2 separate regions of the Homo sapiens genome follow, and region 1 is linked to region 2. A link is a contact called in ENCODE Hi-C or POLR2A ChIA-PET data. All regions are on one chromosome and are shown on one strand. Each heading gives the region's core, a stretch centred on a gene start or an enhancer-like site at or near the end of the contact. The rest is flanking DNA. Distances are from core to core; before and after follow the strand shown. Region 1 holds the start of LNCR-SMAL (lncRNA senescence and mitophagy associated regulator of PRKN). Region 2 overlaps PRKN (parkin RBR E3 ubiquitin protein ligase).

What was found. A loop is a pair of places that touch in the nucleus more often than their neighbours do. ChIA-PET counts read pairs that join two places held with the same protein, here RNA polymerase II (POLR2A). Pooled maps may share reads with other maps.
Region 1: a map of heart left ventricle shows a loop between it and region 2 (2.7-fold over the local background). The contact joins the promoter of LNCR-SMAL here to the enhancer-like site in region 2. A Hi-C loop is called at or near these places in 5 of 168 maps with a recorded cell type or tissue (Right ventricle myocardium inferior, cardiac septum, heart left ventricle and 1 more) and 3 of 50 pooled maps. POLR2A ChIA-PET finds 5 or more read pairs at or near these places in 1 of 52 experiments (OCI-LY7).

Annotation. Positions count from the first base shown.
Region 1 is chr6:162,233,112-162,236,630 of GRCh38, reverse strand. LNCR-SMAL (lncRNA senescence and mitophagy associated regulator of PRKN) reads right to left here and starts at 1,851. Exons shown (of 2, transcript XR_943203.3): 1 at 1,713-1,851. The region is part of intron 3 of PRKN (parkin RBR E3 ubiquitin protein ligase); the gene reads left to right.
Region 2 is chr6:162,176,056-162,179,662 of GRCh38, reverse strand. All of the region lies in intron 4 of PRKN (parkin RBR E3 ubiquitin protein ligase), which reads left to right. Among named protein-coding and RNA genes, the nearest start is that of LNCR-SMAL, 57 kb to the left of the region's middle. Within about 2 kb of position 1,767, at least 2 of the 41 ENCODE cell types and tissues checked have a DNase peak (open chromatin) inside an H3K27ac peak, as active enhancers do; they include heart right ventricle, where a contact is called at or near this core.

The DNA of each region.
Region 1 (3,519 bases), core at 602-3,101, 57 kb before region 2:
TATTTTTAGTAGAGATGGAGTTTCACCATGTTGGCCAGGCTGGTTTCAAACTCCTGACCTCCAGTGATCGGCCCATCTCGGCCTCCCAAAGTGCTAGGATACAGGCGTGAGCCACCACACCAAGCTTGGGCTTTCTTTTATACAGGGGAATAAACAAGCTAGTAAGAACTGGTGTGGAGGAGTGGGGTGGAAGAAAGACATATGGGATAGTAAATGAGAGAGGGTTTTACCCTAGGGCCAGCTTCTTCTCAGGAGAGGCTCTCTGCTGGCTGGGGTTGAGGTCAGGGTTCTGAGGATAGAGAGAACCTTCACCAAATTTAACCAATAAGCATTTCTGATTCATCAGTAGGGACAAGCAATCCAGCTAATCATTGTTGAGGCAAAGGATAGGAATTGGAAGTCTGGCCTTGTCCTATGTAGTCAACGGGTACAAGTGATATTAATGTCCCTTCCAGTTCCAAGTGCAGTTTAGTGCTTTGAGAATATTATTCAGAGATTCACTTATAGCAGTTACATTTTTACCAGTGTTAGGTGACACATCTAATTCATATGGGGAAAGGGGGACCTGGCAGTAAGCTGTTTTTGATCACACTGAAGGGTGAGGAGTTTCTTTCTTTCTTTCTTTCTTTCTTTCTTTCTTTCTTTCTTTCTTTCTTTCTTTCTTTCTTTCTTCCTTTCTTCCTTCCTTCCTTCCTTCCTTCCTTCCTTCCTTCCTTCCTTCCTTCCTTTCCTTCTTTCTTTCTTTCTCTCTCTTTCTTTCCGTCTTTTTCTTTCTTTCCTCCCTCCTTTCCTCCCTCCCTCTCTCTCTCTTTCTTTCTTTCTTTCTTTGAGACAGAGTCTTGCTCTGTCACCCAGGCTAGAGTGCAATGGTGCAATCTCGGCTCCCTGCAACCTCCACCTCCCGGCTTCAAGCAGTTCTCCTGCCTCAGCCTTCCGAGTAGCTGGGATTACAGGCACCAGCCACCGCGCTAGTTTTTGTATTTTTTTAGTAGAGACAGGGTTTCGCCATGTTGGCCAGGCTAGTCTCGAACTCCTGACCTCATGATCCACCTGCCTTGGCCTCCCAAAGTGCTGGGATTAGAGGCTTCAGCCACTGCGCCCGGCCATGAGGAGTATTTCTTTAATTTTCATTGTTTTCCAGGGGCTCAGACCTCAGGTAAAATTCAATCTTGACAATATGCATTCTTTATATGTAATGTTCGTAGATAGCTATAACATCATTTGTCCACAATATCAGAATGACGGAGGCATGTCGTAAGACTCATTTATGATAGTGCTGCAAGTCACATAGATATTCAAACAATATTAAACATCGCCTCCAGATAAGAATATTACCTGGCTAAAAAACAATAAGGCAATGTAATTATTACACAACTGGAAACACACTCAGATTCCCAGTTTACCTCTCACAGTAGAACTTTTAAAAGCAATCTGGACAGTAGGATTTAGTGGTAAGTTTTGGTTCTTCATATTTTAAATTTCAAAAAAACCTCACATAATAAAAGACAAATATCCCTTAAGCCTCTCATTCAGCTAGTTTCCTTTGTATAAGAAAAATAACATACTAATCCTTTTATACCATTTTTTTCATAAAGTTATATTTTATTCACCTAACACTGGTAAAAATGTCACTGCCATAAGAGAATCTCTGAATACTATTCCCAAAGCACTAAACTGCACTTGGAACTGGAAGGGACATTAATATCACTTACCACCCACTGCCAGTTGTTTTTCCAGATGAAAAAACTGGAGGCACATTGTGCCGATGTGCTGAAGTCCACATAGCCTGTTTGTCATGCTGTCATTTCTCCCACAGGACAGCTCTTCAAGTGATAACACAGACGGTGTCTGTCACCACAGTCTGCCCTCTATTCTTGGTTCTGCATCTGCAGATTCAACCAATCCATAAAAAATACTTGGTGGAAAAGCAGTAAAAAATAACAATAAATATAAAACATAATGCAAATTTTAAAATAAATATGAAAAGTATTAGCACAGCTCTTACCTTGTCATAGGTATTACAAGTCATCTAGAGATGATTTAAAGTATACAGTAGGATGTGTGTAGGCTATATGCAAATACTCTGTCATTTTATATCAAGGACTTGAGTGTCTGCAGACCGTCGTATCCATGGGCATCCTGGAACCAACCCTCCTCAGATCCTCAGGGACAACTCTATATTATGTTATATAACTAAATTAAAACATATGACTTGTGTCATTTCTTCCCTGGTAAATCTTTTCAATGAACCAACTGAATCAAACCTTTTAGTATATAAACTGAACTGAAATAAATCAAAATTCAGAATCCTAAAGCCAGCTCACTGGGGCCTGGCTCCACTTTTCCTCAGTTCTGTCTCCCCACCTCTGCCCCAACTCAGTGTGGCCCAGCCTTGACATGATGCCAGGGGCATTCTCCCTCTGAGTCCAAAACATTCTTAGTTGCAAATTGTCGTGTACCTGTTCTCACTTTCCCATAGTATCCTAACAACACATTCTCTGCTTTTTTCCCCCATCCTATGTTAGGTTCAATACTATGATTCTGAGCTGCATCTTTTTCTTTTCCTCATAGAATGTGTCAAAATCACATATTTATTTTTGTCATCAACTCTTCAGTATATGTCTTAGTCCATTTTCTGTTGCTATAATAGAATACCACAGTCTGGATAATCTGTTAATAAAATAAGTTTATTGGGCTCATGCTTCTAGAAGCTGGAAAGTCCAAGAGCATGCCACCGGCATCTGGTGAGGGCCTTCTTGCTGCCTCACATGGTTAGAGGACAAGAGCATGCATGTCCATTCGTATCTCCTTCTCTTCCTATGAAACCACCAGTCCTATCAGGGTGTCCCCTCTGCGATGACCTCATCTAATCCTAGTTACCTCCCAAATGCCCCACTTAAAATTAATATATGAGCTTGGGGATGAAGTTTCTAACCACATGAAATCTGGCGGACACGTCCAGTATTTCTTGAATGTTTAAATAAGTGAGTGTATTCAATAAAATGGCTTCCCCAAAAGTGGAAAATTTTTTCGTTAATTATTTTTTAATTGACCATCTTTGTCTATAAAATGAGGAGGAGGTTTTTTCTCCTCAGATATTAGAGTCATTTTAATGGCTTCACAGTATTTCACTTTCCATTAACATAACTGAGGCTATTAGTTTTTAATCCAGGTTTTTGCATTTGTGACACTGCATCAGTGAACATCTTGTATGTGCATATTTGTATAGCATTTCCTTAGAATAAGTTCCTTCAATCTGAATTACGAGATATGCATTATCTTGGTGTATTTTCAGTCAATACATTCCTTAATGTATCATATAGAAATACTTGCATATGCTTTGCTTTAAAAATGTCTATATTTTTTCTAGGATTCACATCCAAATAATAGCCAATATTAATGAATAACCTTTACATATAGATATTGGAGATGTTTTAAAAACCTCTTGGAGAGTTAATATTGAAATGACAAGATGTGCCTCTTTTTGCAGTATTCACATGACTTTTTGTACACAAGGGT
Region 2 (3,607 bases), core at 518-3,017:
CTTCAGTGTGCAACTTGATGCCATTCTTACCTACACACATGTATACGCTCCTCTAGACAGACTTTTAGACCTTTTCCAGAAAGTCCCCTCATGCCACCTCCAACTCAGTTACCCACATTTTTCAACTGACCAGAGGGATGGGTTCTGCAGCAGGCTGAAGGGGAAGGCCCCACAGACTGGGGTTAGAGGAAATGAGGAAACACAGCAGCTGCCGGTGGCTCTGCAGTCAGGAGAGCCATGGTGCAAACTGCAGGTTCCAAAACCAGGTGGAGCCCCGGCAGTCCATCTGCCATGGCACAGAGATGCTGGACCGTCCCCTCAGGTGGACACAGCATGGTTCGGGCTGATGATCAAAGATGAAAAACAATTGGCACAGGTTCCTAAGAAATTCGGCCAGCAGAGAAATATAGGCTCAAATAGAACATGTGTGGTATCCACAGAGCTGCAGGCCCAGTTTTCAAAATGCAATTACGACTGAAGGGAGGCCAGGCACAGTGGCTGATACCTGTAATCCCAGCACTTCGAGAGGCCGAGGCAGGAGCGTTGCTTGAAGCCAGAAGTTTGAGACCAGCCTGGGAAATAGTGAGACTCCGTCTCTACGAAAAAAATTTTAAAAATTAGCCAGGCATCAGGTGTGGTGGCACACACCTGTAGTCCCTGCTACCCAAGAGGCAAAGGTGGGAGGATCGCTCGAGGCCAGGAGTTTGAGGCTGCTGCGAGCTGTGATCGCACCACTTGCACTCAGCCTCAGTGACAGACGGAGAGCCCTTGACTCAAAACAAACAAGCAAACAAGCGAAAACACTGATGAGGAAGAGATGATGCAATTCAGTAAATCAGACACCTAGATAGAAAGCTGCTGAATCAGGGACTGAGGCTTTTACCCCAGATAGGGAAAGAAATAAACACAAACAAAACCACAAACGACACAAAACTGAGAAGACTGAGTTATCACTCATTCTTTGTGTCATAAAGCTGACCATTGCAGGATGATGTAAGTCCTTCAGAACACACAAACATGTCCACCTGCAGCACTTTGGCAGCACGTGACAATATCCTACTGATCAAAAAAATGGCCAAAATAGTCTTTAAACAAATAGCTTGGTAGTAGGTACTTGAGGGATTTAATTGACCTCCAACCTTTAAGGGAGGTAGCTCAGGTGTGTGTGTCTGGAGCACCGGAGCCATAGGCCAGGGAAAGGGGCTGGCCCCATCCTCTGGGCCTGTCAGGTTCAAATTCCCCCAGCATCAGGGCCAAGATTGCTGAGCGAACACTCCCAAACACACAAACACCAGTGTCTTAAGGGATAGGCCCATTACAATTTGCTCATTGAATTAAGCATGTCAAAAGAGACTCTTCTGCTAAAATTGATTTATCAGAAATAGAACTGTTTCTGTGAAAGTCCTCTCTGCAGTAAGGGTTTGACAATCCACAATTAACATTTTACGGATGACCCACAAAAATAATTCAGCTACAGGTTCTTTCCCAGGAGCCTAGAGGATGTAGCGACTCTATTTCTAAAAGTCCTACCTAGTGGCTTCACAGAAACTTTTTGATTTTCTGGCTAAAGAGACTCAGAGCCTGTCAGTGTTAGAGAATGCCTCCTTAGCCTACAGGGGAAAATATGATCTCCAAATAGAATCCTAATCGCATTTTTTCCTGGTGGTTAATGGTGTTTCAGAGCTTGGTAGGCATGCCACCTAGTGTTCTCCTTCAAGAGGCCTGGCCACATTCAAAGAGAAATGAAGGACACCCACACATCCGGGGGCACTGACAATGGCTTTGGGCCTGTGCTGCGGAGTGAGTTGGAGGCACGCAGCTGCAGCTTGATCTATGGCTCTTTATTTATTTTTTTAATCTGGCAGCTGCCACTGGATTCAAATGTCCCAGTGCAAAGCACTCTCTTTAATTTGTTTTCTTTATTAAATGTACAGACAAACTTCTGCCGTCTTTGTTGTATTCTTGGTGTAGTTGGAAGGCACAAAGAGAACGTGCTTTGCTTTTATTTTTTTTTTCGCTTAATTATATCAAAGTCCTTTTAAATGATAGGCATTAGTAATTGTTGTTTTTCTTTTTTTGACACACACCTGGTGGAAGCACTATGTTATTTTGATAGAATATTTTTAAATGAGAAAAATAAGTTATAGTTATACCAGTGCCTTTTAGCAATGAAATAGCTTTCAAATTAAATTTTATGTGACAAATAATGCAATGCACTCTCATTATATAACACTTAACCAATATAAAAAAGGTGAGGTAGAAACCGCTGATACAAGCATTGCTAACCATTTTAGTGAAAATCCTTTCTGATATCTCTGGCATGCATTCACACTCACACATAGAAATAAGTTTTTTCTTTTTTCTTCTGAATTTGTTTCTCTTAATCATTTATAGCCATTCTCTCAAAGGTAATTTTTATAGTTCTATTTTTAAAAATTTTTTATGACTGCATAATATTCTATGCTCTGCTGCAATGGCTTTGATTTAAACATTTGCCTATTGATTTGTTACTGATATTTCTAGATTTTGGTGTGAGTGCCTGTGCATGTGTGTGTGTGACTATATACAGCAATCCAGTGAATAGGGGTATACATATTTATATGCATTTATTTATTTTTTTGTGTGTGAGTAAAATATATGTCCTTATACTTATTTCCTTAATTTCAGGCTGTAATAATTCACACTTTTGCTTTCATTTTATGAAAGGACTCCTTTTCCCAAAAAAAAAAAAAAGGAATTTCATTGTGTTCAGAGTCTGATTAGCCAAAACAAAATATTCTTGTAACTTAAATTTTGTTTCATCTGTTTATTGAGCATTTCTCTCTGCTCCCATACATTAGGTAGGGTTTTCAAATCACAGTGTAAGCCGTATTTATGGCAGATAGTAACCTTTTCTCTACTGTGGGAGTCGCATGTATATTGTTCTAGTCTATCAGTTTCCACTGTCTGCTGTTTTTTATTTATGGTATCATCATATACAAATATTTTCATGTAGTCACCTGTCGATTATCAAGGTCTCCGAGCCTCTAGATGTCAGATGTATCTGCTATTTTTTTAGTTTACTACATTTAAAACTTTTAATTGGCCTGAAATTTCCTTTCATATGTGGTGTGATGAAGGGGCCCAAATTCATTTCTTTGAATAGATGGCCTTCTGTGACATTACCATTTATTAAATAATCCTTTCTCCCAACATATCAATATATCACCTGGCCAAAATGAAGTACCATATAGTCCTAGATTTACTTATGGGTCCTCTATTATTTGGTATTATCCACGAGACGGTGTGGCTCTTTATACTTATTTGAGTCTAGTGACTGCACAGTTCTTTCACTAGCCTAGCCTCAACCAACTTAAATTAAATTAGCCTCAACCAACTTAAAACACTAGCCTAGCCTCAACCAACTTAAATTCTACATAATTTTCTTGGCTCTTCAGGGATGTTTATTCTTTATTAGATTATTCATCTAATTCCACCCCTCTCCAAATCTTAATAGGCCCCTCTGCTGATACTTTTATAGGACTTTAAGGCTTAGTCATGTGCCCCAAGCTCCCCCTGCTTAGCAGGTAAGAGTTGAATATTTAATTGAGAGCGAAGGGTGGCAAAG